5 separate regions of the Mus musculus genome follow, and regions 2, 3, 4 and 5 are each linked to region 1. A link is a loop called in an ENCODE intact Hi-C map of the cell type or tissue named here. Cell type or tissue: heart. All regions are shown on one strand.

The links. Peaks named below come from ENCODE experiments on the same cell type or tissue, not always from the same donor. Only the 100,000 strongest peaks of a DNase experiment are listed, where the experiment ranks them.
Region 2: a loop joins it to region 1, with 7 times the contacts of the local background. A loop is called at or near these places in 27 of 42 quality-filtered maps.
Region 3: a loop joins it to region 1, with 4 times the contacts of the local background. A loop is called at or near these places in 18 of 42 quality-filtered maps.
Region 4: it touches region 1 in a loop (3-fold over the local background); 15 of 42 quality-filtered maps call a loop at or near these places.
Region 5: it touches region 1 in a loop (2.2-fold over the local background); 14 of 42 quality-filtered maps call a loop at or near these places.

The regions. Positions count from the first base shown.
Region 1 is chr7:126,397,420-126,402,419 of GRCm38, forward strand. No RefSeq gene overlaps it. Among named protein-coding and RNA genes, the nearest start is that of Nfatc2ip, 3.2 kb to the left of the region's middle. In heart, a CTCF peak has its summit at 2,311 (motif pointing right); a DNase peak (open chromatin) is centred at 2,312; H3K4me3 peaks cover 147 bases; H3K27ac peaks cover 118 bases.
Region 2 is chr7:126,525,620-126,530,619 of GRCm38, forward strand. The region is part of intron 1 of 4930456A14Rik (a long non-coding RNA gene); the gene reads left to right. Among named protein-coding and RNA genes, the nearest start is that of Atxn2l, 25 kb to the left of the region's middle. In heart, CTCF peaks have their summits at 2,882 (motif pointing left) and 4,066 (motif pointing left); no DNase peak of the experiment used is centred here; H3K27ac peaks cover 342 bases.
Region 3 is chr7:126,472,636-126,477,635 of GRCm38, forward strand. Sh2b1 (SH2B adaptor protein 1) reads right to left here and starts at 2,495. Exons shown (of 9, transcript NM_001289541.1): 1 at 2,361-2,495; 2 at 1-459. The coding sequence starts at 376. In heart, a CTCF peak has its summit at 2,855; DNase peaks (open chromatin) are centred at 276, 2,496 and 2,826; H3K4me3 peaks cover 3,247 bases; H3K27ac peaks cover 2,983 bases.
Region 4 is chr7:126,464,445-126,469,444 of GRCm38, forward strand. Sh2b1 (SH2B adaptor protein 1) reads right to left here. Exons shown (of 9, transcript NM_001289541.1): 6 at 4,681-4,884; 7 at 4,312-4,523; 8 at 3,976-4,197; 9 at 2,549-3,329. The coding sequence ends at 3,102. Among named protein-coding and RNA genes, the nearest start is that of Atp2a1, 3.9 kb to the left of the region's middle. In heart, a CTCF peak has its summit at 3,018 (motif pointing left); DNase peaks (open chromatin) are centred at 597, 1,417, 3,087, 3,817 and 1 weaker place; H3K4me3 peaks cover 666 bases; H3K27ac peaks cover 2,243 bases.
Region 5 is chr7:126,479,013-126,484,012 of GRCm38, forward strand. No RefSeq gene overlaps it. Among named protein-coding and RNA genes, the nearest start is that of Gm46001, 5.0 kb to the right of the region's middle. In heart, CTCF peaks have their summits at 2,816 (motif pointing right) and 3,528; a DNase peak (open chromatin) is centred at 3,609; H3K4me3 peaks cover 1,407 bases; H3K27ac peaks cover 1,319 bases.

The DNA.
Region 1 (5,000 bases):
TTGCTGCCGCTTATCTGCACAATGTACTACAGAGCACCAGGGTTCATGCTCGTGATTGTAGACTGACTGGGAGCTAGCTGCGCTTTCCAGCAACATGCTATGCACACTTAGCTCGTTTGGGAAACAATACAACTTCAAAACTCAGAAAGGTCTGAATTCTGAGAGGTCTTTGATGGTTTAATGTTTGTCTGCTGGTCAATACCCTGCTGGCATTCACTCATGCATGTGGAAATTAACTGAAAAAAATGTAAGTACTGTCAGTACCATGGTTGTGCATATGCTAATCCTTCTAATGTCTTAATAAACCCCTTGCCTTTTCACAACTCAGCAATTCAAGGTAGAGTCTTCTCTTTGAAATGCAGACATCACTGGGCAGTGGTGGCACAAGACTTTAATCAAGCACTTGGGAGGCAGAGGCAGGCAAATCTCTGTGAGTTCAAGGCCAGTTTGGTCTACAGAGTGAGTTCCAGGACAGCCAGCACTGCACAGAAAAAGCCGGTCTCAACCGACCCCCCCCCCTAAAAAAATCAAACTGGGGAAACCAGATCCAAGAACTTATCAGGTAGGCCAGACCAAGAGTATGACTTCCTCATAAGGAGCCCATAAAGTGATGGATGCCTGCCACTGAGATGGTATGCCTCCACAATATCCTGTCGCCTGATACCCGATGACTAAATCATAGACTGATAAGCAGAGGGTTCTCTGACTTTCTCTGGAGCTTAGCTTGCCTCAGTTTCCCACTGTTGCCTGGCCTGCTCAGCTGCCTACCCCTACCCCTGCTCTCCTGACCCAACCTGGACTTAAAGCCACCATTTCCTGCTTTTGAATCCTGGTTCCAGCAGCTCCCTCCTGTCACTGGCCTGATTAGTTATCAATGCAGACTCCATCAGTTCACTTCTGAGACCTTTTGAACTCTAATGTAGCCCTTTCTGTTTATTCTGTAAATCTTATATATGCAGGGAGATATAATTTGCTGTCTGTTGTGTCATGTGAGAGTTAATATTAGTAATTATGATTGGGATAAAAGAACATGCATTCACCTTGGCCAGATCACTAAAATAGGTGGATCGTGTGTGACAAATTGCTGCCATTAAGACCACTGACATTTGTGAATTTATTGTTAGTAGATTCTGTTACTGAAAAGACACAAACGGGCTGGAGGGATGGCTCAGCAGTTAAGATCTCTGACTGCTCTTCCAGAGGTTCAATTCCCAGCAGCCACATGGTGACTCACAATCCTCTGTAATGGGATCTGACACCCTCTTCTGTCATGCATGCATACATGCAGATAGAGCACTCATTAACATAAAATAAATAAGTATTTTTTTTAAGGGGGAAGGAGGACTGGGGTCACAGCTGAGTGGGCACTTGTCAGCTTGACTGGGTCTGGAATCAAATGCAAGCCTCGGGGAGCTGTGTAGGCTCTTTTGGATCAGATTATTTGAAGTGGGAAGAGCATCTCAAATAAAAGGATGTGAGAGAAGAAGCCCTGGTTTTTTGTTTGTTTGTTTGTTTGTTTGTTTGTTTGTTTTTGTCTGTTGCAAACACTCTGCTGGCAAGCTCATCCTCTCTGCTCCTGCTGCATTGCTGCTGTGATAACATAGCCGTTACCTGGGCTTCTGGGGTACAGTGAGGACACCAGATTGGGACAGCCGAGACATCGAGCTTCACGGACTGAGCAGCCACTGTTGGGTTACCCAGACCGTATCTCGGGAGCCAAACAAGTTAGTCTCACATATATACTCTGAAACCTTTTGAGAACATAGTATTCTCCCCTGCAGCCTTGGCAATAGACTCGTCCTATTAATAATTTTTCTCTGCAGAAGCCTCACTAATACACTGGCATGCATGAAGCCTTGGGTTTAACCTCCAGCCCCGTACAATAAATAACTAGTCAACAAGATGCCTCAGTGGGTGAAGGAACTTGCTGCAGAGCCCTTGTCATGAGCACGGAAAGAACAGCCAGTGTTTTTACCTGCTGAACTATCTCAGCATCTCTCCATCCCTCCTCCCTCTCTGCTCCTTTTTATTTACACAAGAGACTGACTGTACAGCTCTGTTGTGCCAGGGAAATGTTTGTGATCCCCAAAAAACCAGACAGGAGCTGATCTGATGCAACTCACAGCAGGGTCTTTATTCTAGCCAGCTTGCCCCCCCCCCAACACACCACCATGCAGGATTGTTTTGGGAGGGGCAGAGCCCCAAATGTCTATCAGGGCACCTCTTGCACTACACAACAGTGATAACCCCTTGCGCACCTGCTCCAATTGACTCTACCCTGGCAGGATCAAAGACATGCAGCCACCAGCAGGGGCCGCTATTTTCCTGTGGTCTACCAAAGAAAGGCAAGGTCTTCCATCTCAACTAAGCTAAGGTAAAGCAAATGCCCTAATGCAGACCAAAATATGCCCGCCCTGCAGTATGTATTTTGCGATGACAGTTTAGAGAAATGCAGACCTGGATGTAGCTCTGAAAAATCGTCCTCTGCAGAAGAAATACTCATTAGGACTGTTAACAATAAGGCCAGTTTTTTTTCCCAAATGGTGCTATTTTTCTAAGGAAATTAAATAATTTTAAACTCACTCGTTAAAGTTATACAATGCAAACAAAGACAAAAATATATTGAAACTCATGCATTTCTGTAGCATTAATATTTACTTTTTAAGACTCAACTAAAAGCATCAACACAACCTGTCAAGTTCTTTGACACCCTCCCCCCCAGCCCGTGTAATCAATTACAGTATACAAGGTCAGTAATTCACATTTTAAACACACAGTTCAACATTGCTGGACTGTTTTGGAAATATTTGGTCAAATGTATGTTAATTTGGCTGTAATGGCATTTAAAGCAAACAAACAAACAAACAAACAAAGCTGTGAAAATGGCCTTGGAGCATTATCTTTAGTTACTGGAAGAGTTTCTAGTTTTTTTTTTTAAATACAGTTTATGTTAAAATAATCTTTATTAATCTAGAGGAGACAATCAATGTCTGTGGAAGAATGGACTTTTTTGGATTTTCTTTTTTTAATGGTCATTGTGAGTGATTGCTCTTTCTTTTACTTAGTTTCACATTCTTCCTTTGTTCTAAATCTTAGACTGACATTTAGCTTTGACAATCATAGTATGTTTTATTTCCTGAGGGGGAATAACTTATAATGCTGTTTAGTTTTGTACTATTGGTGTGTTGGTGAATTTTTAAACTGTGTGCTAACTGTAATAAATTATATGAACTGAGAAAAAAAAAAACAATAAGGCCAGGTTGTGCTGGCCTGTAATCCCAGCACAAGGGAGATCAAGCAGAAGAGTCATGAGTTCAAGACCAACTTGGGCTAAATTACAGGACTATGTCAAGATGAAGGTGGGGTGGAGAAGGGGGAAGGAATGAAGGAAATAAGGAATGACAGACAAGAAATATAAAGAGTAAACAGGAGATGTGAAACAAAAGCATTTACTTGAGACCTCACATGGTTTGCCTCTACTTCCCAAGTCCTTCAGACGGCTCTTGTAGAGGTTGTATTTTATGCTGGGTTGGATTTATTTATTGCTGGCTTGGATTTCCAGCAGCCACGTAGAGGCTCACAACACTTGTACCTTCAATTCCAGGGGATCCGATGCTCTCTTCCTGCCTCCGCAGGCACTGCATGCATGTGGCGCACAGATACACACGCAGGCAAAACACCAATGCATTTAAGATAAAAATAAATAATTTTTGTTTTGTTTTTAGGATTTATCTATTTATTTTATGTAGATGAGTACACTGTAGTTGTCTTCAGACACACCAGAAGAGGGCATGTGATCCCATTGCATATGGTTGTGAGTCACCGTGTGGTTACTGGAATTGAACTCAGGACCTCTGGAAGAGCAAGGGGTCAGTGCTCTTAACCACTGAGCCATCTCTCCAGACCTAAATAGATGCTTTTCACAAGGACAACTTTCCTCTATGCCTGAGAGCTTGGTAAATAAAAATCTCTAGAAAAGTTGACAGATTAACAAGGGGAGAATGTAGCTTAATTACGTGCACACGCATACGGGAAAGTGTTGGTTCCCAAGCGAGGTGGTGCACACTTTTTAGGTCAGCCCTCAGAAGACAAAGGCATGCAGATCTCTAGGGGTTCAAGGGCAGCCTGGTCTACAGGAGTGAGTTTCAATACAGCCATGGTTACACATAGGGCTCCTGTTTCAAACAACGACAAAAGAAGCCTTAAAAGAGTAAATGGTGGGGGCTGATGATTGAAATTCATATATTATCCTGAGCTACAGAGAAAACAGTGGTCTGATACCCACCCCACGAAAAAAAAAATGAAGGAAAAGAAAAAAAAAAACCCACAAGTCTGATTTGTCTTGTCAATATCCTCACTGCAACATGGTCAAACTTCCAGTGGGCAGCCCCTTAAAGAAAACTTAGTTTTTTCCCCACCCATACTCCAACCAGAAGCCATCAGGTGTGGAGAGCTATACTTTAGCATCCGTATTACAATGTTTAAGACTTCTCTTTGATGGCTTCCTGTCTAAGCTGTTATTTTGCAAGAGGGGGTAAGGGTTATCATCCCAAGCATTCTGTGTCCCTCCTTCTCAACTGTGAGTTGGGGTGCTGAAGAAATGGCGCAGAGGCTAAAGGCCCTGTCCTTCCAAAGGACCCAGGTTCAATTCCCAGCACCCACATGGCAGTTCACAACTATTTGTAATTCCAGATCCAAGGGTTCTGACACGCTCACACCAATGCACATAAAAGAAGGTTAAATAAATTAAAAAGAAAAGAAAGCAGCCATTGCAAGCATGCTGTCATCCATGTCACTGTAGAAGGTCCTTGCTTGACCTTTACAGTCAGGAGAGACGCTCATCATAGATTCACACATGGTTTCTGGTGACAGTATGGACCACAGACATCCACTTGGTCTCCAGTGTCAGCATGTGTCACAGACTTCAGCATGATCTCCAGTGACAGTACAGACTACAGACATCAACCCAACCCTCTACCACAGCACGGGCCACAGACACT
Region 2 (5,000 bases), 130 kb after region 1:
GCCCTGGCTGTCCTGGAGCTCACTTTGTAGACCAGGCTGGCCTTGAACTCAGAAATCCGCCTGCCTCTGCCTCCCGAGTGCTGGGATTAAAGGTGTGCGCCACCACGCCTGGCTGACACTTGATTTTTTACAGTGAAGCCAAAACCAGACAATGGAAAAAAGAAAACATCTTCAACAAATGGTGCTGATCTAATTGGATGTCTGCACATAGAAGAATGCAAATAGATCTATATTTATCTCCATGCACAAAACTCAAGAGGATCAAAGACCTCAACATAAAACCAGATACACAGCCGGGTGGTGGCGGCACACGCCTTTAATCCCAGCACTTGGGAGGCAGAGGCAGGCGGATTTCTGAGTTTGAGGCCAGCCTGGTCTACAGAGTGAGTTCCAGGACAGCCCGGGCTACACAGAGAAACCCTGTCTCCAAAAACAAAAACAAAAAACCAAACCAAAACAAAACCAGATACACTAAATCTAAAGAAGAGAAAATGGTAAATTGCCTCGAACACACTGGTACAGGAGACAACTTCCTGAACAGAACACCAATAGCTCAGGCACTAAGATCAACAATTAGTAAATGGGACCTCATGAAACTGAAAAGCTTCTATAAGGCAAAGGATTGTCAATAGGACAAAATGGCAGCCTACAGAATGGGAAAAGATTTTCACCAACCTTGTAGCTGACAGAGTGCTAATATCCAAAATATATAAAGAACTCAAGAAGTTTCACACCAACAAACCAAATAACCCAGTTAAAAAATGGGGTATTGAGAATTCTCAACAGAGGACTTTCATCTTTTTTTATTTTTTTTTAAGATGTATTTATTTATTATATGTGAGTACACTGTAACTGTCTTCAGACACTCCAGAAGAGGGCATCAGATCTCATTATGGATGGTTGTGAGCCACCATGTGGATGCTGGGATTTGAACTCAGGACCTTTGCAAGAGCAGTCAGTGCTCTTAACTGCTGAGCTATCTCACCAGCCCAACAGAGGACTTTCAAATGGCCAAGAAACACTTAACAAAACATTTAATATCCTTAGGTCATCAGGCAAATGCAAATCAAAACAACCCTGAGATTTCACCTTACCCCTATCAGAATGGCTAAGATCAAAAACTCAAGTGACAGCACATGCTGTTGAGGATTTGGAGAAAGGGGAACTCTCCTCCATTGCTTGTGGGAGTGCAAACTTTCACATCCATTCTGCTAATCAATTTGGTGGTTTCTCAGAAAATTGGGAATAGTCCTACTCAAGACTCAGCTATACCACTCCTGAGCACCCAAAAGATGCTCCACCATATGACAAGGACACTTGCCTTGTTGTTCATAGCACCTTTATTTGTAATAGCCAGAATCTGGAAATAACATAAATGCCTCTCAACAGAAGAATGGATAAAGAAACTATGGTTCATTTACACAATGGAATACTACTCAGCTATTAAAAACAAGGACATCATGGATGGAACTAGAAAATAACATCCTGAATGAGGCATCCAGACCCAAAGAATATGCATGATATATACTCACTTATAAATGGATATTAGCCATAAAGTACAGGATACCCATGCTATAGATCCAAAGAAGCTAAATAAGATGGAGGGAATAAGAAACCCAAGGAATAAGAAGAAGGAAATAAGAAGCTCAAGGGAGAATGCTTGAATCTCACTCAGAAGGTGTAAATAATAAAATAGTGATCAGAGATGATGGAGAGAGGGAATTGGAGAAGAAATGGGTAGGGGAAGGGGGCCATCTCTTTTGGGGAGGGAAGGCCAGGAGAGTAAGACACGGAAAACCAGCAGCTGGCAAGAGGTGTGGGCATCTCTAGGACATGTCAGAGACCTGGGATGGGGGAGGCTCCAGGGAGTCTATAAGGGTGACTAGCTGAGACTTCTAGCAGTGGGGGATATGGAGCCTGAAGTGGCCACCTCCTGTAGCCAGACAGGATACCCAGTGTAGGAATAAGGAAAGCAACCCACCCACAAAGCCTTTGACCCAAAATGTATCTTACAGGATGTGCAGGGACAAAGATAGAGCAGAAACACCAACCCACCCCCAAAACCTTCAACCTAAAACTTGGCCTGCCTATAAGAAGTGCAGGGGCAAAGATGGAGTGATACTGAGGGAATGGCCAACCAATGACTGGCCCAACTTGAGACCCATCCCATGGGCAAGAACTAATCCTTGACACTGTTAATGATACTCTGTGATGCTTGCAGACAGGAGCCTAACATAACTGTCCTCTGAGAGGTTCCAGCTAGAGCTGACCGAAACAGATGCAAAGACCTACAGCCAAACATTAGATGGAACTGTTTTGTGGAACAGTTGGGGGAAAAATTGAGGGACTCAGAGGGGACAGGAACTCCACAGGAAGACCAACAGAGTCAACTAACCTGAACCCTTGGGAGCTCCCAGAGACTGAACTACTAACAAAAGAGAACACATAGGCCAGGCCTAGGCTCCATGTACATCTGTAGCAGATATGCAGCTTGGTCTTCATGAGGGACCCCTCCCAACAACCGGAGCAGGGCTGTTCCTGAATCTGTTGCCTGCCAGTGGATCCTGTTTTCCCCAAGCTGGGCTGCCATGTCTTACCTCAGTGAAAGATGTACCTAGTCCTGTAGTGACTTGATGTGCTAGGGTGGAGTGATTCCCAGGGGAGGCCTCCCCATTCTCAGAGGAGAAGCAGGGGAGGAGGTTTGTAAGGGGGCACTGGGAGGGGTGTGTGTGATTGTGATGTAAAGTGAATAAATTAATGGGGGGAAAATAAAAAAGAAGAAGAAAGAAAAGATCCGAAAAATCCTTGATTCAGAACAAAGGAGTGTCAGAGGAATCTAATCTAAAGCCTACATCTCCACCTTGTGGTAAAATTGCAGAATGCCAGCCTGCTAAATTCCTAGATAAGATTTATTTATGCTGAGGAATACAGATTCTGTTTAATGATGCTTAGAGCAATGGCAAATAATTGATTATATGTTTTATTTTGTAAAGTTTGGAAAATTAAGATACATATGTTAATACATCATACAATTGATACTTAGTCAAGAATTCAATATGTTTCTGCCTCAAGTTTTAAAAGGGCTGACTCTGAGATTACACATTTATGAGAGGTGATGGGTATCTTGGAAATGCCTTTACAGATTGAAGCTGATGAAACTTTGACATGTGTATTCACTAGAATACAATAATATTTTAGACATTATGGCATGAAACATATTACTGGCATATCTCACAATTTTACAGGTCAAACGAATGTAAAAAGATCTAACTACACTTTAAAGGAGACACTCATAAAACAGAAGGAGAATATGGGGTAGATGACATATTGCTTTATTAACTTTAAGATTTTAAATGTAAATAAGCAAAAACAACAGCTGCTGAGAGACATTGGATTATGGAAAAAAACTGCTGGACTAGATCAGCACATGGATATGATCTCCTCGGATTGAAGGCAGGAAACGTGTTGTGTTGGGGAGAGGTTTTGTCTTTGTTTCCATGGAAATGAATAAAGATTGGATTTGATCCAGGGAGACCTCCTGAAAATCCTGGTTGCAGAAATGAAGAAAGAAACCAAGAACAAAACAGGTAAAATGAATTCTGACCCTTCCCTATGGGAACATCTCGGAGCCTGCCTGCGACGTGAAAATGTCTCTGCATGGCCAATAGATGGTGTTGACTACTGGCTCCTCAGGACTTATCATGCCATCTTTCAGATGGCATGGATGAAAATTTATATGACAGCAGTCCAAACAGATTCATAAAGAAAGACAGAGGGGCTGGCAAGATGGCTCAGTGGGTAAGAGCACTGACTGCTCTTCCGAAGGTCCTGAGTTTAAAACCACATGGTGGGCCAGGCATGGTGGCGCACGCCTTTAAACCCAGCACTCGGGAGGCAGAGGCAGGCGGATTTCTGAGTTCGAGGCCAGCCTGGTCTACAAAGTGAGTGCCAGGACAGCCAGGGCTACACAGAGAAACCCTGTCTCGAAAAACCAAAACAAAACAACAACAACAACAAAAAAACCACATGGTGGTTCATAACCATATATATTGAGATCTGATGCCCTCTTCTGGTCAGCTACAGTGCACTTATGTATAATAATAAATAAATCTTTGGGCCAGAGCAAGCAGGGACTGAGGGAGCAGAGTTGACCGACCAGAGCAAGCAAAGGTCCTAAAAATTCATTTCCCAACAACCACATGAAGGCTCACAACCAATCTGTACAGCTACAGTGTACTCACATATATAAAATAAATAAATAAATCTTAAAAAAAAAAAAGACAGATGCCTTCTCTGCTCCAACATTGACCAGCAAGTCATCTTTAACTGATTTTTGCATGATGGTTTTGAGCCACCATGTGGTTTCTGGGAATTGAACTCAGGACCTCTGGAAGAGCAGTCAGTGCTCTTAACCACTGAGCCATCTCTTCAGCCCCAATACTGCATATTTCATACATGTGTTAATGCAAAAAATGGATATTACCTTTAAAAGCTTACAGAGCAAAGGAACCAGACAACAAAGAAGACAAGACAAGTAGCCTAGGTGATCGGGCCTCACAGGCTGCCTCAGTAACTGTTTCCCAAAAAATCTGCATCCAGAACAACTTCAAAATGTTCATGGTCTAGCCTGACAGACTGTTCCATCCAGGACTTCTGTTAATCCCTGCACTTTCCCATCACACAGAGACTGATCAACGAATGATACAATTAGCTTTCCTAGGACTTGGCCAATATCCCAATTTTCTTAGGGCTCCCAAAAGATGCTGTCATCCCCCAGACAGCAAAAAGCAGTCTAACGAGGACAATGCCCCATTCCCAAAAAGTGGGATGGATGATGGGTGCTTGTTGTCATTTAAGGTGGTGTCTTACTTAGGGTTTCACTGCTGTGATCAGAGGCCATGACTAAGGCAACTCTTATAAGGACAGCATTTAATTGGGGCTGGCTTACAGGTTCAGAGGTTCAGTCCATTATCATGAAGGCAAGAACATGGCAGTGTCCA
Region 3 (5,000 bases), 75 kb after region 1:
ATCGAGAAGGGCCCAACACTGCTAGGGGCCCACCCACCCTGCAGCTCTCAAGGGACAGGTCGTGTGATGGTGGGATTTCCACACCAGGGCTCAATGGAGCCAGGACAGGTGGGGAGAGTGAGCCCGAGGCCCGAGCCACCTCGGCTTCGAAGTGCTGCAGGAAGAGCTCAGCAAAACGGCCAGAAAAAGCGGCCTCTGCTCCCGGCTCTGCATACTGTGGGTGGGAGGCCAGGTAGAGGCGAAAACGTCGGGCAAGATCCAGGGCAGCTGCCCTCGCATGGGACTCACAGAACTCTTGCCAACTTGGGGGAGGGGGTGGTGGCAGCGCTGGCGGAGAAGGGAAGACCCCATCCTCTGGGGAAGGGGCACCATTCATGATGGGCCCCAGGAGGAGGACAAGGGAAGCCTGCGGGGAACAAATAGGGAAGCAGCCAGAAGACACGGGATGTGCGGCAACAGCTGTAGAAAGAAGAGGCACATACACTGAGTTACTGTAGAAGTGAGATTGAGTTATATCTCAGCCCAGGCCAGGGACTCCCCTCCAGGCTCCTCAGAGAGCAACAGGCGAAGAGAACTAAACTGTTTTGCCCTCTTCAAGATCAATAACCCTCATATACCCCAGGGATGAAGGATGCTAAGCCCAATCCTGCTGCCTTTGTCACCCCTCTCCCTGTTGTGGGACCCAGGAAAGGGCCTTGGAGCATCTTACCCCACAGGGGACTCTTAAGATCACTGCCATCCCTTCTCTAAGACAAAACCTTCCCTAACTATCACACATTTTAAGTGTGCCATTCCAGAGGGCTCTACAAGGTCATTTTACCTTTCCTTAGACAACTTACTAACCTCTTACAGATGAGGAAACGGAGATTCAAACAGAGATTCAAACAAGTTCCAGAACTCAGAGTCTACCGCATTTCCCACTGCACAGTTCTAGTCTCCAGGGATATGCTGGACCAGCCTCGACCACAGCTCCCACTGCTCTGTTCTCAGGGGACCAAAGGGTGCAGGGATTACACCCTTTAAAGACCTTGCATCATAGGTCCAATGAGTGGAAGTTGGACTGAAGGCTCAGTTGTCTTCGAAGCTGATCCTATAACCCAGCACTTAAGCCCTGTGGGAAGACTTGGATTGGCTGAAGGCCAATCTCTGGGTTGCCCCTACAGTCTAGGGCTGAGTGATAGCAGCGCTAGAGAAAAAGAGATGGTGTGTTGGGTCAGGACAAGTCTTTACTAGCCACAGAAGTAAGGCATCGCACGGAGCCGGGGCTCAGGAATTTTCACTCCCTGGGGAGTGTACCTGTGAGTTTTGGACTCAAGCCCCAGCTCAGTCCACCTGTTAGCTGTGTGAACCTAGCTTTTGTCTCTGTAAAACACAGTTACTAACCGCTACCTGCTACAGTTGTCAGGAGAAATGAAATGACAAGGAACATGTCTATGCTTTCCACAGTAAGCACACAAGACATCACTGCCACTGTAACTATTTTTTATGGGGGAGGACAGTATGATGGGTCCCATTTGCGCTCCAGAAAGGAAGCGCTTCTGCGGGTGCCCCAACTCTTACATCACAGCTAGAAAGTGACAGAGCTCCATATGTAATTTACAACCGGTGGCTCTTTGGTGAGTGGTCCTGCCCTATGATCGACTGAAAGGAGACACCTCTGGACGGCTCAGGAAAGTCTACCCAAACTATCAGTGATGCCAGCCTCTTCATCAAGCCTACAACCAAGCTGCAAGTCAGAGACCCCCCCCCCCTCCCCTTCCTCCTTGGCCTTTCCTACATACTCCGATGGCTCCAACCACAGGGACAACTCCAAACCAGGGAGAAGCAGCCAGGAGATGCGGGAGTCACAGAGCACAGGGGAATCGGGGCCAAGAGGCGCAGGCACGGCAGAGACAGTCCCCAGCCAGAGGCTACCTCGGCTCACACAGGCCCACCCAGCCCTCAGCACTACTGGCCGACCCAGCCCCCTTCAGGCCCGCTGACCCTGCGGTTCCTGGACTGGTGACTCAGTTTCTCTTCTGCCAAGACGGCTCAGTCACAGTTTTCCGGTGCACCTGCCTCTTGGCTTAGTTCTGACATTCCAGAAGGGCGGGTGGTGGAGGGTGCAGGCTGCGCTCCAGGTTCGGACCCTCCGGGCCCCGTGGTTAATCACTCGGACCCGATCCTAGTCGTTGGACACCCTCCACAAGCCCCTGGGCCGGAGCCTCCGAGGGACCAACTATCTGCTGCCCTCTCGGGAGCCGAGCACCCCTCCAGCCCCGAGCCCCCACGCCCACCCCCGCCCAGGCTTCTCAGACGACAGGGTCGAGTCCGGAGAGGAAAGAGGCACTTGAAGAGGGGGGTTCCGGTTCCGGTCCCACCTGCATCTCGGTCCCCGCGCTTAGCTCCGGCGGCGGCAGCGGCGGCGGCGGCGACGGCCGCAGCTCCCGCTCCCTGTGCCCCCCGCCTCCGCGACGGGCTCCCAGCACGCGCTTCTGCGCAGGCGCTGGGACGGGTTCCCCGACGCGGAAGGAAGCGACCATAGAGAAGAGCAGTAAGAAGGAGGGCACCTTCGTATTCACTTCCGCCATCGTTCTCGGCGCCGAGGTTTTCAGGAGCTACGCCAACACAGGTCTCACTAAGCTCCCGTGGCTTCGGCAGTTGTACCTAAAAGGAACCACTGAGGCAGCTGTGGGAAGGCGTTGGGTCCGTCATCCGAAGCAAATTCTAGACAAAGGCGAGAAGTTAACCATAGAGAAGCCACTTGAGCGGAGAGAGTAGCCGCCCACTAAAAGAAATCAGCGAGATGATAAAGCTCTTTGAAGAGCTGGCTGCAGCCTAGAGCGCCTGGCCCTGCATCGAGGGGTACACGGACACCGCCCCCAGGGATCTGGCGAGCGATGTAGCGGTGACCTTGGGAGGCCGAGTGGAGTGGGCGGAGCCTGAACTTAACGACCTTGGTCTTTTAGGGGAAAGGGACAAGGTGGTCCTGGAGGGCTCTACCTTAGACGGGAACTAAAGTTGGGACAGCAATAGTGAGGTCAGTTTTGGACATGCTTGCGGGTCATCAGTAGGTACATAGAGATAGAGCTTGAAGTTCAAGAGAGGCTTCAGGGCAAGTTAGAGGGATGACGAAGTAAGGTACAAAGTGCTGTTGAGACCTTGCGCACAAATACCTTCTAGCAACCCAAGCTCGCATTGATCCAGCGTCACTACAGCTGAAGTAATTGAAAAGGCCAGAGTAGATTGGGATCATTGACAGGGCCCAAAAGATTATGTCTATAGCTTGTCATCTGTGATTGTACTCTACTCGTGCGGTCGGTCGCTTTCACCCACAGAGGGGCTCTAGTCTTCTTGGTGTGGCAAGATGGTTTTCCATAGATTCAAATTTAAATCCTAATAGTTAAGCAACTCAGTGTAAGGAGTATCACTCTTTCTAAGATCATCAATAAAATTTTCAGAATTAGGCTAGTGAGATGCCTTTTCAGTAAAAGTGCTTGTGTTTTCTATGCAAACCTGATTAGCCAGAATTCCCTCCCCATAACCCACTGTGGAAAGAGAAAGGATGTTGGAAAGTTGGCTTCTGACTTAGAACATGGCACACACACCACACATGTGTGATACCCCCCCCCCATCACATACACATAAACAAAGTGGTAATAAAATGTAAATAAGTCACACTGCTGGAAAGAGAGCTAAGTGATTAAAAGACTAGCAGCTCTTGCAGAGGCCCCGCAACCACATGGTGGTTCAGAACTGACTATAACTCCAGCTCCAGGGGATCTGATGCCTTATGACCTCAACAGGGACACGTACATACACGCAGGCAGGCAAAACGCACATATAAGATAAAATAATATTAATTTTGGAAAATTTAAGCCAGGCAGTAAGGAGCAATGCCTTTAATCCCAGCACTTTGGAGGCTGAGGCAGGTGGATATCTGAGTTCTAAGCCAGCCTGGTATATACAGCAAGTTCTAGGATGGCCAGGGATAAACAATGAAAACCATGTCTCAAAATTTAAAAAAAAAAAAATTAAAAATCTCCAAAGCCAACTAGCTGACTAGATCAAGTGCTATCCTGGAACCCAGAGGCAAGTGACCCAGAAGATGGATATAGATAAAGAACTTGTTGCACATAACGAACGTTTGTCTAGAGGTGCCATCTTGCCCCCATGGAGTTAGAAAATCTTAGAAAAAAACAGACAAGTTCTGGTGTACTCAGTCTTTTGTTTTTAAAAGATTTTTTAAAAATTATGTTCCATATCTGTGTGGTTTATCTGTATATAAATGGCCCACTGCAAGAGTACCATGTGCTCCTAACTACTGAACTCTCTCTCCAGACCTGTGGCTTAGCCAGTCTTAAATCACCCAGGCTGTATCACAGCACTAGGCACCAGCTCAGGATTAACTTTGTCAGGTCTTCATTGCCAGGATTATCTACCTTTGTTACCATTTTAAAGGAAGAGGCAAATGTAGAGATCCCTTTCCTGTGACTGTTTCCCACACCCTCCCTCTAGCGAACCTAGTCATCAACTAGCATAGACAGAGTTCAAGAACACAAAAGGGGGCTGGTGAGATGGCTCAGTGGGTAAGAGCACCCGACTGTTCTTCCAAAGGTCCGGAGTTCAAATCCCAGCAACCACATGGTGGCTCACAACCATCTGTAACAAGATCTGACGCCCTCTTCTGGAGTGTCTGAAGACAGCTACAGTGTACTTACATATAATAAATAAATAAATCTAAAAAAAAATAGGATTTGAAAAAAAATTAAAGTTACAAGTGATAGTCTCTATAAAAAAAAAAAAGAAAGGTACACACACACACAAAAAAAAAAGAACACAAAAGGGCAAATGGCTATTGATAAGTTTGGGTATGTTCTGTCTAAACTGTCCGGCCTTTTGGAAGTGGGGCAGGGTCAGTGTTGAGGATCAAACCCAGGGCCGGGAACGTGCTAGATATTTTGCTGCTGAGCTACTTCCCAGAACTCAATCAGAGTTTTCGAAGTGATTGAATTAGTCTG
Region 4 (5,000 bases), 67 kb after region 1:
GCTGGAGGAGGAGCAGCCGGGGTATATGGGCCAGGCTGCAAGCAGGGGGAAACTGAGGCAGTAAAGTTTCCATGGGACTAGAGATAGAAAGGTCAGTGAGGACCAGCAGCACTGTAGCCCTGGAACACAGGTCCCACCTCTACCCAGGCCTCAGTTTCCCTGAAAGAACCAAGGAGCAGGTCCCACACAAGGGCTCCAGTGCACAGACAGAATGATAAGGCAGCAGAGCCCACAGAACAAAAAGAAGCCCCACTTGTTGGGGTGACCACTGGCCAACACCGAGAGATAGAAATGAAGGGCTGAGCCTCGGATTCATCCTGCCTTCTGCCCAGACTTGGGGGAGGGGTGAAGTCAGGACAAGGTGTTCCTTCCCACCCTCTTTTCACAGTTCCCACAAACCCCTCCCTCGAGGTAGAGTCCTGCTGTGACCCGAGGTGGTAGGGCTTAGACAATGAGTGAGAATCTAGGGGTCACATAAACAGGCATTTCTGCCTGGCCCAGGACCCTCCATCTGGGGCCAGAGGCAGGCTCAGCAGCCATGATGGCTCAGGCCCTAGCTGGCTTCCCCCCAGCAGCACCTGGAGGAGTGACAGGGGTACAGGCTTCCAGCAGCAGGAATGCCCAAACATGGAGAGCGAGCGGGAGCAGGGACACTGAGCTTCAAAGCAGTTGAGTGAGGAAAGAAGGCAGGCTTTACAGGACACTCCTGCCAAAGAGGCTCTCTGAGGTTACTCGGTTCTACCTCTCCCAGCTTCCCAGAGAGATAAATGAAGGCTGGAGAGAGAAAGCTACCGGCCCAGAGGCCTAGAGCTGCAGGACAACACTTTTGACCTGGGGTGGGAAAGAGCAGATGAGGTCATTTCACAGACTACTTCCCAAGGCACCAAGACTGATGGTGTCCTTGCTCCTGAGTTCTGAGACTGAGGGAAGGCCTGGCTCTGAGAGGCATGAGAACAGAGCCTGGCCCACTCCCAAGTTCCACATACAAGACTTACTGGGGGGAGGGGGGTCTCACTGTCTCCTAGAAGATCTAGCCAGAACAGGTTAGTCTAGGGGTATCTTTTTGCCCACCTCAGGATGGCAAGTCCCTGAAGGTGGCAAGGCATGGGGGGAGGGGAGCCCTTGAACACCAGTTGCCATGAGATTAGGAGGGGATCAGGCCTTCCCACAGAGGTGCTACAACCCTCACTGGCCATTGGCTAGCTCCAACAATCTCACTTGGAGAACACAGCACCGAGGTCTCCAGCTGCCTTCCACCCAACCTCCACAACAGGGCCAATTCAATCCCTAGTCAAGGCCACGATTTGGGGAGCTCCAGGGATGATGTAAAGTAAGAGCCAGCAGGCTTCCCCCAGTCAACCCCCATCCTCGGTAGCCCGTGAGCTCAGCTGTCTCCTGTCCGTCTCCTCACAGAACTAACACAGGCCCAGAATAGCAAGGTCATGAGCGTGGGTAGGGCCTCCTGGAGGTGGGGCAGAAGCTGAGGGACAGAAGATCGGCTGTTCCACTTTCCCAGGGGAGGAGAGTGACACTGGAAGGTGGCAGGGGGAAACACAGTAGGTGGGAGTCATCAGATCCTGCTTGCCTCACATTCACACACACACACACACACACACACACACACACACACACACACACACACACACACACACATATCCCACCCCTAAGCTGGGAAGCCAGGACACCCCCGTTGGAAAACACAGATGCAGTGCAGAAAGATGTGTTTAGGACAGGGTCTGTATTTAAAAATGGGAGTTTGATGGTAGTGATCAGTCACTCCATGCCAACCAACAGCTCGGACCTCAGAGGAGCGGGGTAGTAGGGACAGGGAATGTGCAGAACTGGACCCAGGCAACTGGAACTTGAGACTCTCGAGGGAAGCCTCGAGACGAGTATTTAAGTCAGACAGAAACAATTAGGCCAAAACATGTCTGCAGCACCAACTAAGCTGAAACGTCACATGACACAGAGGCTGTCAGGGCCCAGAGTCGCTTGCCTTGCCTTTAGCTTCATACAGCAAACGAGGCAGCAGCAGGCCTCACAGCCAGGACAGTCCTGGTCCTGGGCCCCTCTGTAGACTGCACCGCTACAGTCAATCTTCCCCAGCCCTGCGACTTCAGCATTTCCTGCCTGCTTCATTCCTACGGTAAGAGTTTCACTCAAAACAATTCAGTGAAGTAAAGGCCTTTGGTGACCCCATCTTTCACTATCTTGTCCCAATAAAAGAACAGACTGGCAGGGCGTGGCAGTATAATTCCTTCAGCACACAGGCAGCTGAAGCAGGAAGATCGTACGTTTAGGTTACATAAGACACCGTCTTAAGAGATACCATCACCCTGAAAACAGAACATGCTGGAACCCACAAAAGTACTGCTGAGCTCTACATTGAAGCACTCAGCAAACCAAGGGGACCGGAGCAGAGAGGTGGTTCTGAAGGCCTTGACTAGAGGATGAAAAGGCCTGGACCCAGGCCAGCTCTTTGGCCTGAGCTCAAGAGACAGCTTTATCCGCCCATCCCAGGTCCTACTCCAAATATCAGCCACAGCCATCATGATGGAACTGAGATAAACCCTTTATTTATTTATGCTTTTCCATTTTGTTTAAAACAACAACAACAACCTTAATATAACTGACAGCCCTTCCCCCTCACCCTTGGTTGGGTTGGGGGTTATTAGTGGGGAAACAGCCCCCAGGGATGGGGCTGACCATAAGAGCCCCTCAGGGAGGTAACGGAGCCCAAGTCCTTGGCCTGGGGCAAGGGCACCTGTAGTGTGTAGTAACTGGGGACTTAACAGGGCTCATGAACCTCAACTTGTACCAACATACACACCCTTGGCTGACAAGGGTCAGGAAGCATGTAGGGAGGGGACTCCCACTTTCCTCTGTGTTCCTACCCAGCTCAGTCTCACAACTTAAGGCTGGGAGCAGGAAAATGGAGGGTGGGCAGGTATCTCACACAAATGAGTACTGATTATTAATGGCTCGGGGGTGACCCCCTTCTTCTCCGTTGCCCCCTAGTGGTAGCTGCTGGAGCTGTACCATTAGGGACACCTCCAAGTCCCCACTAGAGCCAGCACCACCCTGAGCCTCAGTGCCTGGTGCTATGGCCTCTTCCAATTCAACCATGGGGACCAGCTCAGCCACGGGGACCAGCTCTTCCTGGACCCCTCCACTGCCCGCTTTCTCTTTCTCTTGCCTCTCTTTGGCTGCTGCGGCTGTGGCTGCCGCAACTTCTGGCGCCCCCGACGCCTCTTCTGCCCCAGGATGTGGGGGATCTGTCCATGGAGGGGGTTCAGAGGGCTGGGCTGGGTCACGGGAGGTGCTCCGTTCTGGATAAGAATGGTGAGAAGACATTGCTTGTGGAAGGAAGTGAGTTCTTATGGTGACCTCCCCTTTGCTTGTCCTCCCCAAGGAGCCATGTGCTATCTCCCCCATGTCCCATCTCCTGAGCAACCCCCCTCCATGGAAGATGAATCATGGGCGGTGGTGAGAGGACCACACTTACACACAGTCACTCGCTCCGAAGGGCAGGAGGGTGGAGGAGGCATCGGGGTAGCATCGGTCGCCCTCGCACACCCCTGCATGGCTCCCAGCCTGCTCCCGGCCTGGGGGAGGGGAGGGGAGGGGCAACGTGGGGACAGATGGGATGGTGGGTGGGGGAAAGTGAGAGATCAGACAGGGACATCAGACATCAAGGGAGGAAGGAGGGGATCAGGCCATGAATCCCCCAAAAGGCCAAAGACAAGGCCGAGGAGGATGGGTCCAGGAGACAGACAATGATGGCGCGGAGGGTCCAATGGAATGGGAATGCAGCACCCAGCTCTCCACTGCCCCTGCCCCAAGAGGAGCCTCTGCCTGCATCCTGTCAGCCTTCTGCTTCCCTTCTAGGTCCCTGCCCAGGTACCTGACTGCCCTGCTCCCCACTAACAGGGCCTTTCCTCCACCCCCCCAACCCCGTCTTCCTGGCACACACACCTCACTTCTTGGGTGCACGGGCACCTCCTCCCCTGCAGACCTGCTCTGCTCACCCTGCTGCCGCTGGGAGGGCACATAGCTGACAAGGACAACATCACTGGAGCCTCCAGACTCCAGAGGGATGGGGTGCACCCGGAAGTGCTCAAGCATATCGAAAATGGACTGGAACCACAGATGTTGGACCCGGCACTGTCCCTCCTCATTTAGTGACAAGCGCAGGTGCTGAGGGCAGGATGACAAGTGAGGTGGGAGTTAAAGTCCCTGTCAGTTAGACATCCTTCCTCCCCTGCACAATGGGATCCCCAGATCCCCAGATTCTCCTTCAGGGCCACTCACCTTGGCCTTGCCCTGGAAGTTGAAAGTGAGGACATATTCACCACGCCTTGTCTCACTCTGGCGTACCAAGAAGACACCATGGGAGCCAGTGCCTCCTTCTAACACTAACTGGGCAGCTTTGAGTCGAGAGAGCATGCCGTGGAACCAAGGATAGCCTGAGAGGGGCTGATCCCCCTCACCCCCCTCTGACTCCCCTTGGAACAGGAACGATCCTTCAGGAAGGAGAGAGAGGGAAAAGCAGGTGTCAGAGGCCTCTCCCTAGCCCAGTTTTCCCCTTGAGACACCAGGTCACTGGTTCTTCCCCGGCTTGATCCCTCCAGTTCCAATACAGGATCACAAACCAGACACAAATACACATGCACCCAATACCTGTGGCTGCTTCTGGAGTATCCAGGGGAGGGTAGGGGGTAGAGAGGGGATGAACTGTCCCTGCTGGAGGCCCCTCCTCAATGGGAATTCGAGGAGGCAATTCTGGAGGAAGCAGTTCCATCGAATCAAAATGGGAGGCAGCAATGGAGGCAGAACTAGGGGAGAAGGACGCCGATGGCCGGTCTGAGAGGCCCCCATAAGCTCCTGAAAGAAAACAGAGGGACCAAACTTGAGAATGACACAGGTTCTGCTCCTGCAGGCCTGGGCTCCTGCCATCTCCCCATTGGCTGTCCACTTGCGTGCCCAGCCCCCGTGCCTCT
Region 5 (5,000 bases), 82 kb after region 1:
ATACAAGGTGGCTCATAATCAACTATAATTCCAGTTCTACATACACACACTCAGGCACACACATAGAACAAATATTAAAAGATGAATAGCACACGCCTTTAATCCCAGCACTCGGGAGGCAAAGGCAGGTGGATTTCTGAGTTCGAGCCCAGCCTGGTCTACAAAGTGAGTTCCAGGACAGCCAGGGCTATACAGAGAAACCCTGCCTCGGAAAACCAAAAAAAAAAAAAAAAAAATTAGCCACGTGTGCTGGTACACTATAAGTGTTTTTGAGACAAGGTCTCACTGTGTAGTCCTATCTGACCTAGAACTCACTGTGTAGACTGGAACTCACAAAGATCTGGCTGTCTCTGGCTTCTGAGTGCTGAGATTAGAGATATTCAACACTGTGTCTGACCTAAACAAAATTTAAAAAACCAACCAAACAAAAAACAGGCAAGCAAATGAAATTTAATTTTTTAAAGTTCCAGTTGCTGAGTGTGTCTGAGCACAAGGTTCCATAGACATCAGGGAACAACTTTGAGGGGTCAGTTCTCTCCTCCTGCCACGTGGGCCTTGAGGATTAACTTGTCAGGTTTGGTCGTTGGTCCGGCGATTGGTACCTTTACTGGCTAAGCCATCTTGTCAGCTCGACTTTAGGTATTTAGGTGTCGGTTCCTGGGTCCCTGTTTTATGGCATAGGTCTCCAATAGCATGAGTTATAATATTTGAGCCAGGTACGATGACTCATACGTGTAATCCCAGCACTTGGGAGGCTCATACAGAAAGATCAAGGTAAATTTGAGGCCAGCCTGGGCTACATAGTGACTTTTACGCCAGCTCAGACTGTATAGTGAGACCCTTTCTCTAAAATAAATAAAATGAGGGCAGGAGAGGTGGCTCAGTGGTTGAGAGTACTGGGTGTTCTTCCAGAAGAGCCGGTTCAATTCCCAGCCCCCATGTAGCAGCTCCAACTGTCTGTAAATATAGTTCCAGAGAATCTGACATCCTTTTCTGTCCTCTTGGAGCATGAAGTACACACATAGGACAGACAGACAGACAGACAGACAGGCAAAACCCATACACATAAAAATAAATAACCCAGGCAGGTATAATGCACACAGCTTTAATTCCAGCACTTAGGAGGCAGAGGAAGGTAGATTTCTGTGAGTTTGAGGTCAGCCGTGTCCGTATGAAAAGTTCATCCCAGGCTAACATCAAGACCCTTTCCCAAATAAATAATAGCTACATTGGGTAGTTCATAACTATGTGTGGCCGGGTGTGGTGGCACACGCCTTTAATCCCAGCGCTTGGGAGGCAGAGACAGGCAGATTTCTGAGTTCGAGGCCAACCTGGTCTACAAAGTAAGTTCCAGGACAGCCAGTGCTATACAGAGAAACCCTGTTTCAGGGGGAAAAAAAACAAAAAACAAAAACTATGTGTGACTTTAGTTCCATGAGAACAAAACTAGAGTCTCCACTTGACTCTTAGGGTACCTGCATATACTTGCATACTCATGTTCACTGGAGGACTATGCGTGAAAGTTCAGTTATGGCATCAACAACCCTGGTGTCTACCAACAAAGGAATGGATAAAGGAAATGTACTATGGTTGGGACAGCTGACCCCCCCAGTGCACCTAGGTTTAATCCCCAGTCCCCACACTGGGGCTCTATAACTAGAGTACCCGGAGGTCTGGCATTCTCTTCTGATCCCCAAGGCTGCTACGCACTCATGTGATCCACGAGCATACAGACTGGGAAAACTCACACTAAGACAGAAAACGTGTATGTGATGAGGGCTGGAGAGATGGCATGGGATGCTCTTCCAAAGGGCTTGGTGACTCCCAGCACCCACATGGCAGGTCACAACAGTCTAACCCTAACCCTCTGTGAGCAATGAAGTTTTTAAGCCATAAAGAGCAAAGTTGTATTGTTTTCAGGAAAATGCTGATAACTGGAAAGAAGCACTAAGTGAACTAAGTCTCAGGAGGACAAAAAGCTGGTGTCGGTCCCCTGGGTCCTAAGTTATACAAAGATACACAAGGAGAGCAGACGGCTTGAAGTGAGACAGACCTGACTGGGAAGAGCGAGGGCTGGAAATGCTCACAGTACTCTAGCTGTACGAAAATGTCCTTAGGGCTGGGTGTGATCCTCCACCTGGGAAGCAGAGGCAGACAGATCTCTGTGAGTTCAAAGAAAAAATGTGGGCTTGGTGGGCTGGAGAGATCGCTCAGTGGTTAAGAGCACTGACTGTTCTTCCAAAGGTCCTGAGTTCAAATCCCAGCAACCATTATGACAACTTGTGACCAACCCACCTTAAATGACAACAAACATCCACCATCCACCCATCTCATGAATGAGGGTATTGTTCTCCTAAAGATTGATTCCTGCTGTCAGAAAGCAATAGCATTACTGGAAGTGGGGGTGGCTAAGAAAATTTGGGCATTGTTAAAGCTAACTGTATCATTTGCTGTCTAGACTCTGTGTGATAGAAAGTGCAGGCATTAACTGAAGTCCTGGATGGAACAGTCTGTGAGGCTGGACCATCATAGCTAGGCATGTGAAATTGTTCTGGATGCAGAGTTTTGAGGGAACAGCTTCTGAGGCAGCCTGTGAGGAGGCTGGATCGCCTGGGCTACTTGTCATCAGTGTCTGGTCCTTTTCTGTTGTCCATTGTATGATGTATTTATATATATATATTAATTTTCCAAACTCTACAAAATGAAACATGTAATCTAGTGATATTTCTCTAAGGTGTCATTATCAAATATAATCTGTATTCTTAACTCAGCCTAAGTTTATCTAGCATTTCTATGGGCTGCTATTCTACCTCTTTGTCACAAGGTGGCGGTATAGACTTCAGGTTGGATTCCTCGGAAGTTTTGTTCAAAGGATCATTAGATCTCTCTGTTTTATCGACTCTAATCTAGCATTCAATTTTTCACCCCTCTCTTTATCTAGGTCTGTTTTATTCTGATCTTTCTTAAAGAGGATATATAAAATTGTGAACACTACTGACAATTATTTCTGTGCTGATAATCGAAACAAAATTATATGGGATCGAAATGCCATTACCATTGTGACCTCCATTTTAAACAGAAAATAATTTCTTCTTAATCACTAACTCTCTCCTTCCTTCAGAGACTTTAGCTTTTAAGCACACTTACAAACTATCTTTATTTATATCCCCTTTGCTCTCCTTTCTTTGGAGACTATTCACATTTACAGAACATTTTTCTTTATTTCCCTTTCTCTCTCCTCCCTTTGGAGACTTTATGCAGATTTACCGAACATTTTTTATTTATTTCTCTTTCTTCTTCCTTCGGAGACTTTATTTTTTAATATTCAAACTCAGTATTTCTTTCTATGACCGTCTCTGTTCAGTTTCTTTTCCCTTTTACTGTTTTCAAATTTAATTCATTACCCTTTCAGAAGTTTGGGACTTCAGCCTTTTAGTCTGGACTTGGAGATCAGCTTGCTGGCCCTGGTGCCCTTCTGCGGCTCAGCTAGCTCCCTGCACTGATTGCCGGCTCCGCCCCTCGGCTTGGTCTAGCGGGTTACCCTACCGGTTCCGCCTAGTGCCAGCCCTGGACATGCCTCTCCAACGGACTATATGCTTCGTGGCTGCAGGCTTTTCCTAAGGGCGCTCGCCCCGCCCCGCCCCGCCCCGCCCCGCCCCGCCCCAGCTCCAGAAAGGTGGAGCCAGCAGCTGCACCAGGATGCGGCAGACCTGAATTGGGCTGCAGTCTCTGGGAAGTTATTCTAGCTGGACCATGGCTCAATCCGCCCCTCCGCGCCAGGGGAAGTGCACTGTTCTCTATCTGGCAGCCGGCTTTGCTGCTCAGCAGGGGTTTTTAGGGGAACCACCCTCAGCCGGTAGCCTTTCTGGATTTCCCAATCCCACCTTGCGCCTACCTCAGAGACTGTCACTGGGAAGCCGTGTTGCTTCAGGAAGTACTTGTTCCCAGCCTTCCATCCACGACTTTTGCAGGCTCTCAGCTCTGATTTCTAGCTCCATCTTCAATGCACCAATTATCACCAGACTGTCTCTAGCTGCCAGCCACCCAAGTAATGACACAGAGACCATTTATTAATTATAAAAGCTTGGATTTAGCGAGCTTGTTCCCAACTAGATCGTAAATGAAATTAAATCTTAAATTAACCCGTTTACACTAATCTATGTTCTACCACGTGGCTCACTACCTCTCCTCAATACCAGTACCTGCTTCTTCCTCCACATCTGGGTAATGAAACTGACTAGCAAATCTCCCGCCCAGAGTTCTTTCTAGGAGTTCCTAGCTCTGCCCAGAAGTCTAGCCTATACTCTCCTGCTTTGCCTTAGACCTTTCAGTTCTGTATTAAGCCAGTGAGAAGGTAAAGGAGATGCTTACAAAACACCGAGAGAAAAGGAAAAATACCTTTCCACACTGCAAACGAGATTAACCCAGGTGTCTACCACAGAGCTAAATAATAAATTGTTTGGGGTGGGGGATGGAAGGCCATTCCATTTCAAGATCATCTTCCAAAAATGTTAATGGTTCTACACACACACACAAAACTTTCTGTTATTTTTTCAAAACAGGGTTTCTCTGTATAGCCCTGGTTGTCCCAGAACTTGTTCTGTAGTCCAGGCCAGCCTTGAACTCAGAGATTTGCTTGCCTCTGCTTCCCAAGTTCTGGGACTAAAAGCTTTCACCAGCCTGGCTCACAAAAACCTTTTAAAAAGTTTTAGTTTAGGGGCTGGTGAGATGGCTTAGTGGGTAAAGAGCACCCGACTGCTCTTCCAAAGGTCCTAAGTTCAAATCCCAGCAACCACATGGTGGCTCACAACCATCTGTAATGAGATCTGACTCCCTCTTCTGGGGTGTCTGAAGACAGCTACAGTGTACTTACATGTAATAAATAAATAAATAAATCTAAAAAAAAAAGGGAGAGAGAGATATCAATTGCTTTAAAAAAAAGTTTTAGTTTATTCATTTATTTACTTACATGTGTGTGTGTGTGTGTGTGTGTGCACGCG